Regions from separate parts of the Homo sapiens genome. Here region 1 is linked to region 2. A link is an interaction called in ENCODE POLR2A ChIA-PET data of the cell type or tissue named here. Cell type or tissue: Panc1. All regions are shown on one strand.

Region 1 (5,000 bases), 250 kb before region 2:
AGCTTGCCCGCGCTGGGGCTCCCTGTGCCACCATACCGCGACGATGCCTTCATTTGTCCCCTCCTCACTGCCCAACAAGCAGCCCAGCCTGGCCACACTCAGCACCCTGCCCCCCAGGCCTCTCTCCCGGCTGCATTTCGTTTTTCTTTTTTGTCGGTTCTTTTCAAAAGAAGTCAAACTTCAAAGCCTCCTTGCGCGCAGCAGAGCCGCTCTAAGCACCAGGCTCTGTGTGCATCTGAGACATCCAAATAAATCAGGCTCTGGGCAGGGCAGGGCCCGGGCCGGTGCTGGCGGAAATTCAAGGAAGGCGGGAGAGGGAAGGAGGTTCGAGCCTGGCTTGGAGGGATGAAGCGCACACGCCGGGAAACACTTTGGAGTAAAGGTGCAGGTCACAGTGACCCGCAGTGCAGCAGCCTCCTCTGAGATGGAAGACTGGGCCGTGGACAACCAGAGGCTGCTGTGCCGCAGAGTCTGAGCCTTGGGGACGGGTGAGTGGCTGGAATGTCTCCAAATTCAAACAGGTCCCCTCCTGGAGGGGGGATGTAGTAAGCACTTGATACAGTGCCCATGCCCCTTGCTGGCCGAGGACAAACTGACTTGGGGACGTGGGTCTGTGAAGGGCTCGAAGGAAGGAAACCCTGGGGTTGGGTGGGTGTTAGGTGCCTGACTCCAGGTAAGGACCAGTCTTGCTCAGCGGGAAGGGACGCTTGGCTCCATGCAACACTGGGCTACTTCCTGGAGCTGGTGCCAGAGGTGGCTCAGGGCTAGGAGGTCTGCTGTCCGCACTGCCCTTGGCTGCCGGGCCCCAGGCTTCAGCCGAGGCTTCAGTGTTCTTGGGGGTGGGCTGCTTGGGGCCCAAGAGCTCCCAACCGTGTCCGAGCACAGAGCCAGACCATGGGGAGAGGGCACGGTGGTCCCTACCCTCCGAGGCCTCTGGTCTTGGCAAGATGGACAGTAAACAGGGTCCTCCCCCAGGAGGCACCCCAAAGCCCACCCTGTCTACCCCAGACCAGGGAATGGAGGCCTCATCACGCCAAGGGCCCCCATTAGCCCGTCCTCAGAGCCAAGGCCCAAGCACACAACACCAGCTAATTTAACTTTTACAGCAAGGTGTGGACGGTTCCAAGTTCCTCTCCCCACTTCTCAGATGAGGAGACAAAGGCTCAAAGAGCTGGGGAACTGTCTACGAGATGCCCCAGCCCAGGAGTCTGGGATCCAACTGGACACAGGTATTGCCCGGCTGGAAGACCCAGGGCAGGGCAGGGCAGCAGGAGGGGCTCCCTCCTAGCAGCTCCTCCTGACACCAGAGTGTCCCGGTGCTCAGTTCAAGGCCTGGCAGTGGGGAGAGTGGATACAGCCAGAGGAGGGGCAGCCCTTTGCATGGGTGAGGGTGAAGGGAGGTCTGGGCTGCAGTCTCACGGGAGCTGGGCTGAGCTCCCTACCACTTCTCTTTTTTAAAAAAAAATTTAATTTAACTTAAAATGTAATTAAATTAAAGAGAAGTTAATTTCAATTACAATTTTTTTTTTTTTTTTTGTGATGAGGTCTTGCTCTGTTGCCCAGGCTGGAGTGCAGTGGTGCCATCTCGGCTCATTGCAGCCTCAGCCTCTCAGCTCAAAAGATCCTCCTGCCTCAGCCTCTCAAGTAGCTGGGACCATGGGTGTGTGCCATCGTGACTGGCTAACTTTTAAATTTTTTGTAGAGACCTGGTCTCCCTATGTTGCCCAAGCTGGTTTCGAACTCCTGGGCTCAAGTGATCCTCCTGCCTTAGCCTCCCAAAGTGCTGGGATTACAGGCATGAGCCATTGCACAGGACCAATTTATTTATTTTTAGAGACAGAGTCTCCCTCTGTTGCCCAGGCTGGAGTGCCTTGGTGTGATCATAGCTTACTATACCCTTGAACTCTTGGGCTCAAGTGATCATCCTGCCTCAGCCTCCTGAGTAGCTGGGACCACAGGTGTGTGCTACCATGTCTGACTAATTTCTTTTTTTTTTTTTTTTTTAAATTTTTAGTGGAGATGGGTTCTTGCTATGTTGCCCAGGCTGGTCTCGAACTCCTGAGCTTAAGCAATCCTCCTGCTTCAGCCTTCCAAAATTCTGGGACTATAGGTATGAGCCACCGTGCCTGGCCCCTAACCCCTTCTTAACCTCAGTGGTTAACCCCTCAGTGAGGGCCACGTGGACGCCAGGCTGGAACAGCACACCTGGGAGCACAGGCAGAGTCACAGCGGCACACAAGCCAAGAGGGGGATGGACTCCTAGGAGCCTTCCCTCCGAGAGGCAGGCATGGGAGGAGGCTGGGCCTGCAGAGCCCCAGGCCCTAGGCCAGCTCCAAGGAAGAGAAGTGACGGCCGCCCCCGGCCTGTGGTCCTGCTTCCCACCACCTGCTCCACTGGGACCTCCCACGCTCAGGTCCTGGTCCCCCACAGCCCAGGGCCCCAGGATTTCCCCTCAGCCTGTAACTGAGGGATGTTCAGAGCTGCACCGGCATAGCACGCGAATCCAGGCATCTAGAACAGCCACCCGGCAAGGACAGCGGCAGGAGGGCTGGCCTCCACCCAGGGTGACGGCGGGAGCTGGCTGATCGACCCCGCACGGAGTCCACACCACCAGCGGAGGAGGACTTGGTGCCCAGGAACATACCCTTGCTCAGCCTTCTGACCCAGGTGCCACTGTGGCCTCCCCAATTTTAGATAACTTGCAAACGACATCAACACCCCAAATCCTTATTTGTACAATTACTCGAAAGTAAAGGTTTGCCTGGGGAAACGTATAGAACAAAGCAACTTTCAGCCTCTTCCAGCCTCTGGGGACTGTGCCCTGCCTGGGGCAAAAGTCCAGGCTCCGGAGTCCCCCACTCCCTGCTCAGCCACAAGCCAGGAAGAACCAAAAGTGAAAACAAGTTTAGCCCATGAGGCAGAGGACAGGCATAAACCTGGTGTCCCTGCGGTCCCTGAAATATGGGTAGAAAGTGCTCCCCGAGGGGACTACAGACCCAAAGACTCTCCAGTTTCAGATTTCAAGGCCCTTCAATCAAGTATCCAGCAGCCACCTTCCCTCAAGCCTCATCCCAGGTAGGGTCACCTTGAGGCCTCCGAGACAGGGCCAGGCCACAGCCAGCCACCACCGACTCGTAGGGCTGAGCTCCTGGCTCCTGGCAGCAGGCCTTCTTGGACCCAGCACTCAGCTGAGCCTGGCTGACACCGTTGCTCCAGAGCCTGGGCTCCTGGCCCCCAGAGCGCTCCAGGGCTGGGCGCTATGAGCTGGTGGCCCCTGGCATCCCCACTGGGATCCCCTGCCCTGCCCTGAGCGCTCTCAAAGAAGACCTGAGCCGGCCTGACCTGACCCACCGGGGCGGGCACCCAGGCTGTTTTTGGGACACTCCCTACCCCCTACCCCAGGGGCTCTGGTGTCACCTGGGTGGATTGCAAGAGGTCCCCTCGGGGGAGCACTGCGCCCAGGCGCCCCTCTGCCCAGCCCGAACTCACCAGGCGCTTCTGAGGCCGAACGAGCGGCCGGTTGACGCCATTCATCTTGTGGTAGAGGCCGCAGGCATTGCACAGGTAGTGGCCGGTGCCGTCTCGGCGCCACAGCGGTGTGGACAGGGCCCCGCAGTTGACACACTCACGACCCTCACCCGGGAACTCCTCCAAGAAGTCGGACACTGAGGGGACAGGCAGCTGGTGGGCCCGGGCCCTCCCCTCCCCAGGATCCTCCCCAGCTCATGGGCCGGCACCCTCCCCTCCCCAGGAGCCTGGCGGCTTTCGTCAGACGAATAAACTTAAGGCACAAATCTTGTGCCTTAGATGTATTTTATTTTAAAATTTATTTGCTTACTTCATCTTATTTTTAAATTTTTAATTCACATACGATAAAATTCGCTAGGGTTGGTTTTTCGAGGATGGGGTGTTAATAAACAGAACCTGAAGACAGACACCTGGGACTCCCGGCTCCGGGACCGGGGGCCAGCACTGGCCTCTGCCTGTTTGACCTGCTGGGAAAGCAGGGTGTCTACACTGGCGGGGGAGGTGGATGAAGTGGTGTCTACACTGGCAGGGGAGGGATGAAGGGGCTTTATCTGGCAGACACTCTTGGGCGCCCCTGGGCTCTCCTGGGAACGCTAACCCCGCTGTCCTCCTGTTCTGCAAAGCGGGTCCATGACAGGGGTGGGGGGTTGGGAGGGTGGAGGAGGTGCCTTCTGTCAGCTTGGCTGTGGTCGCAACCAGTGTCCTTCCTTTAGAAGGCCAGCCCCGCCTCACAGCCCCCTGGGGCCGGGCTTCGCACACTGTGCGGCTGGGGGTGGAGGTCTTCCTGGTCCCCTCCAGGCCCGGCCCGGCGCCGGCGCGAGGGAGGCCCGGGCGCCGAGTGGGGGTGGGGCAGGGATCAATCATCGCCCCGCCGGGGGTGGGCGCCAGCAGCCGGGCTGTCCAGGGAGGCGGGGGCCAGGGGTCCTGCGGATGCCGCTGCGCCCGCTTCCTGCGCCAAAGGGCCGGCGGGGTCCCAAAGGCAGCTCCGGAGCTGGGTGTCGAGGCCTCCAAGGTCCCGGAGGGACGGGATGGGCCCCTGCGGAGCTCAGAGGAGCCGCCTTCGCCAGAAAGTGACTACGCTGCAACCGGGAAGAGCCGCTCCCCTCACAGGCCGAGAATCCGATTCTCCAAACTGATACTCGGGAAGCGACTGAAACCAGGTCTCAAATTAAAATCAGTAAACGTCCTAGAACCGAGACGAATGTGGCCACTTAAATAAACCGATGTTTTGGGCTTTATAAAAATCGTTTCCAAAACTTTTCAAAAACAAAAACAAAAACGATTAAGACTTTTGAGGCTCCACATTGGCACAATCCGGAATGCTGTTTGGAAATAGATGTTCCTTCTCATTAACAGGTTAAAACAGAATTCTGGATGGGTGTTTCCCGTGCGGGGTGTTACCCAGGTTTACTCGTCTCGCCCCGGGGCTGCTGGTGTCGCTCCTGGCAGGGAGGCTCGGACCGTGGGGGAGG
Region 2 (5,000 bases):
GGGGATGGTGTTACTGAGGTCACAGCCATGGGGTCTGCCTGTCTCAGAGACCCCCACTGTTCCCCCGCCATGCCCTGGAGTTTGACCTTGCCATCGCCAGTGAAGGCGCAGTGGCCAAGGGGCTGTCCCCGTCCATGTGTCACCCCAAGGGGAATGCACAGCTCCGGAGGGGGACCACCGGGCTCTGCAGCGTCAATGAAGAAACTGAGGCCCAGAGCGGGGCAAGGCGCCTGCCCCACCCTGGTGCCCACTGCTCTTCCCAAAAGCATTGCCAGTGGGGCACCACCCACCCCAGGAGGGCAAGGTGAGAGCCCTGGGTCTGGAGTGCCACGTGGACCTGGCACAGGTTGGAGAGGGGAGGTGCCCAGCATGCTGACCCACCCGAAGCCACCCGTGCCTACTTTGGGATTTTACATCCCTGTGCACCTGTGGGGGCTGTGTCCTACATACCCAGGGCTGGCTCCTGAAGGCAGTCAGGGAAGCAAGAAGGAGATCAGGAGAATGCTTCCCGAGAATAGGTGGTTTTGGGTTGTCCCCAGTGGCTTGGAATGGCTGGCTTGCCAGAACCCAGGTTCAAATCCCAGCTTCACCACTGGCCAGCAGCACGACTCTGGGCAAATGGTGTGACCATCTGTGCCTCTGTTTCCCCATAAGCCAACTGGAGGTAGCGATTGCCCTGCAGTCTCATGAGTTAATGACATAAAACGCTGGAGACTGTGCCTGGGGTGGAAGAAGGACTCAATCGCCCATGAGCATGATTTGTGTTCTCCCCTGGACAACGGCAGAAATGCAGCAGCGCTTGGGAGGGCTGGGAGCCTCCCCAGGCAGGAGGAATTCTCTTCTGAGCATCTGGGCTAACATCTTTCCTTCCTTCCTTCATTCACTCATCATTCATTCACTGAACACCTACCACATGCCAGGATGGGGGTATAGCAGCCCAAAAAAACTGGCAAAAAGTTCTGGCCCTTTGAACTCACGTCCCATCAGAGAAGACAGAAAATAAGCGAAATAAATAGGCACCATACATGGCCGGCAAGGAGTAACGAGAGCCGCAGAGAAAACCACACGGGGGGAGCGTGGGGGTGCAGGCAGGTCAGGAAGGCCTCGTGCAGACCCTGCAGGAGCACTCCGGTGGGCGTCGGGGAAGATGCCAGGTAGGGGAACAGCAGGTGCAAAGACCCCAGGGCAGGCACGTGCTGGGGGTGCTGGAGGAACAGCGCTGGCCTGGCGGGGTGGCCGGAGCGGAGGGAGCAGAGGGCCGTGTGAGAAGCCACGGGCAGATCATGCCTCGTAGACCTCGCCACAGCTTTTATTCTGGAAGAAGTGAGTGGGCGTGGGAGATTCTGAGCAGAGCCGCCACGTGACTTACACGTTAAAGGGACAGTTCTGACTGCTTTGTGGAGAATGCATTTAGGGGTCAGAATGGTTGGGAAGCTGCTGCTGGATGCCTGGGGAGTGACCAAGGAGTCCTAGGCCAGGGTGGGGGTGGAGAAGGTGGCGGAGAGGGGTTGGATACCAGAGACGTGCTTTTCGTTGTTCCTACTTCATTTTTCGACTGACAGGCAATAAGATTCCCTTCTGTGCTTGTTCGCACCTATGAGCTTCGATAAATGCAGCCATGTATCCCCACTTCAGAAGACACACCGGCCCCCGCCCTCCAGCCCTGTGGCCCACCCGCCCCGATGCCCGCCCCTCCACCCACTGGTCCGCTCTCCTCCCCCACAGCTTTGCCTTTTCTGGGACGTCGAGTGAATGGAGCCAGCTGGGCTGTGGCCTCTCGAGCCGGCCTTCTTCCTTCACTGCATCCTCTGAGCTGTTGCCTGCATTGACCAGGCGTTCCTTTTTATTGTGCAGTCAGATCCATTCTGTGGATGGACCACGTTTTGTTGAGGCATTTGCCCACCAAAAGACTTCTGGGTTGTTTCTGGGTTTGGGCGATTATGAATAAAGTAGCTACAAATATTCACATATGATGAATTTTGTGTGAATATACATTTTCATTTCTCATGAGTAAATACGTAGGTTTCAGATTGCTGGGTCATACAGAAAGTGTATGTTTGCCAGTGTTTCCTAAGCGATGCGCTGTTTTGAACGTCCCTCACCCTAGCCTTAACCCACATGAAGCAGTGGTCACTCTGCATCCTGGCCAGCTCCTGGTCTTGCCTCACTGCTCTGGCTATGACGTCCAGTATGATGGTGAATAGGAGTGATGAGAGTAGACATCCTTGCCTTGCTTCCAGTCCCTTTTTTTTTCTTTCAAAAAAAAAAAAAAGTTTTTCGTTTATTTAAGTTTTTGTTAGAGCTCTTTATAAAGTTAGGAAAGTTTCCTTATATTCCTAGTGTGCTGAGAGATTTTTTTCTTCATCGTGAATGAATGTTAAATTTTGTGCAGTGATTTTTCTGTCTCATCATGTGGCAAGATCATGTGGATTTTCTCCATTAGTCAGTTAATGTGGTGAATTATATTGATTACTTTCCAGTTGTGATAAAATGTACATCACGTAAAATTTACCACTTTAATCAATATAAGTGCACAGTTCTGTGGCACTAAGTACACTGTCACATGACCATCTCCACCCTCCCTCTCGGTACATCGTCATACGATCATCCCCACCCTCCCTCTCGGTACATCGTCATGCGACCATCTCCACCCTCCCTCTCCAGAGCTCTTTTCATCTTTCCAAACTGAAGCTCTGCGCCTGTTAAACACTAACTCCCCATCTCCTCCTCCCCCAGCCCCTGGCAACCGCCATTCTACTTTTTGTCTCTGTGAATTTGACCACTCCGGGGGCCAAATATAAGTGGAAAACCTTGGTTAATTCTTGAATGATGAACCAGCCTCACATTCCTGGGATAGACCTCATTTCGTCGTGTATTAGCTGGTTTTGACTTGCTAGTGTTTTGCTGAGAATTTTTGTGTCTATGCTCATGAGAAATATTGGTCTGTAAGTTTATTTTCCTGGGTTATCTTCATCTGGTTTTCTGGCCTCATAACATGAGCTGGGAGGTTCTTGTTCCTTTTGTGTTTTCTGTCAGAGGTTGTGTAGAATTGGCATGATTTCCTCTTTAAAGCTTTGGTAGATTGTCCAGCAAAACCATCCGGGCCTGGAGTTTTGTAGGAAGGTTTTTATAAATTCAATTCTTTTCAAAGAAACCAGGTGTAGTGGTTCAGGCCTGTAATCCCAGCACCGTGGGAGGCCAAGGAGGGTGGATCACCTGAGGTCAGGAGTTTGAGACCAGCCTGGCCAACAGGATGAAACCCTGTCTCTACTAAAAATACAAAACTTAGCCAGGTGTGGTGGTGGGCACCTGTAGTCCTGGCAACTCGGGAGGCTAAGGCAGGAGAATCGCTTTAACTCGGGAGGTGGAGGTTGCAATGAACCGAGATCACGCCACTGCACACCAGCCTAGGTGACAGAGCGAGACTCCATCTCACAAGACAAATTATTTTAAAAGATAAAGGAATATTCAGGTTATATATTTCTCCTTGAGTAAGTGTTAGTAATTTGTATCTTTTGAGGAATTGGTCCATATAATCTATTTTGTCAAATTTTAGAGCATAGATTTATTTGTGGTATTCTGTCATCATCCTTTTAATGTCTGTGGGGTCAGTAATAGTGTCTCCTTGTTCATTTCTAATATTGGTAATCTGTGACTTCTCTCTTTTCTCCTTGGGCAATATGGCTAGGATTTTATTAACATTATTGTTCTTTTTCAAGAATGAGCTTTTGATTTCATTGATTTTTTTTCTATTGTCTTTTAGCTTTCAATTTTATTTATTTATATTTCTTTCTTCATTTCCTTTTTCTGCTTGCTTTGGGTTTAATTTGCTCTTCTTTTCCTAGATTTCCTAAGGTGGGAGCTTGGATTATTGATTTAAGATCTTTATTCTTTTCTAACATAAACATGAAATGCTATAAACATCCTCCTAATTAATGCTTTAGTGGCATCTCAAAATTTTTGAACATTGTATTCTAATTTAGATCAAAATTTTTTTATATCTTGAGATTCCCTCTTTAACCTTTGTGTTATTTACAAATGTGTTGTTTAGTTTCCAAATGTTTGGGATTTTCCAGATATTACTTTTTTATCCATTTCTAATTTAACCCTATTATGTTTAGAGAACAAATGTGCATGATTTAAATTCCTAATTTTGTGAATGCTTGTTTCATGGTTTAGGATAATGGTCTATTCTGGTGAATGTCACATGCACACTTGAGCAGAATGTGCTGTGCTATCATTGCTGGGTATATTATTCTATGAAGGTCAATTTGTTGGATAGTGTTATAGTATTTAATTCTAGAATTTTTATTGGTTCTTTTAATATAGTTTCTTTTTGTCTTTTAAGAACTTTCATTTTTCCATTTATTTCAAGAGAGTTACCTTTACCTCAAGGAGCATGGTTGTAATGCCTGCTTTAAAGTCTTTGTCTGGTAAATCCATCCTCTGGGTCATCTTGAGGGTGGCATATATTGATTCTCTTTTCCTTGAGAGTTAGTCCCATTTCCATGGTTCTTTTTCTGTTAAGTAATTTTGAATTAATTCCTGAACATTTTGAATTTTGTTGTGGTTCTTTGGGTTATGTTAGAATCCTCTGGAGAGGCAGCCCGCTTGGTCAGAGCTGCCGCTTTTGTCTCACTGTCTGTCCGTGGTGGTTCCAATGCAGGCCTGTTTTTGGGTCTTTTGCTGTTCAGCCATTCCACATGAAAGTGCCATTCAGGGGCAGGCTTAGATCTTGGAGATCGTTTATATCACAGCGGTTTTCAAGCCCTTAACTATAATTGTTTAGGTGTGTTCCTCATATGTGGTAACTCCAGGACTTGTGTTGACTCATACACAGAACTGGGGGATCCCCTTGTTCAGCTCTCACCTCTCTGAGATTTCCTGTCACACTCTCTAGTTTCCAGGGATCCTTTCCTTAGGCCTCCAGCCAGGAAGCCCGAGTATTCCATGTTATGTCCTCTGCTGACTTCTTTAGATCCACTTCTCTGTATTTGCTC

What was found. ChIA-PET counts read pairs that join two places held together with the same protein. Peaks named below come from ENCODE experiments on the same cell type or tissue, not always from the same donor. Only the 100,000 strongest peaks of a DNase experiment are listed, where the experiment ranks them.
Region 1: POLR2A ChIA-PET joins it to region 2 with 6 read pairs; 2 of 35 experiments call an interaction of 5 or more read pairs at or near these places.

What each region holds. Positions count from the first base shown.
Region 1 is chr20:62,469,914-62,474,913 of GRCh38, forward strand. GATA5 (GATA binding protein 5) reads right to left here. Exons shown (of 7, transcript NM_080473.5): 3 at 3,490-3,665. Among named protein-coding and RNA genes, the nearest start is that of GATA5, 3.6 kb to the right of the region's middle. RefSeq lists an enhancer at 3,690-4,350. In Panc1, no CTCF peak of the experiment used is centred here; no DNase peak of the experiment used is centred here; H3K4me3 peaks cover 2,894 bases; H3K27ac peaks cover 3,979 bases.
Region 2 is chr20:62,716,866-62,721,865 of GRCh38, forward strand. The region is part of intron 1 of NTSR1 (neurotensin receptor 1); the gene reads left to right. Among named protein-coding and RNA genes, the nearest start is that of NTSR1, 11 kb to the left of the region's middle. RefSeq lists a silencer at 4,509-4,701. In Panc1, no CTCF peak of the experiment used is centred here; no DNase peak of the experiment used is centred here; H3K27ac peaks cover 896 bases.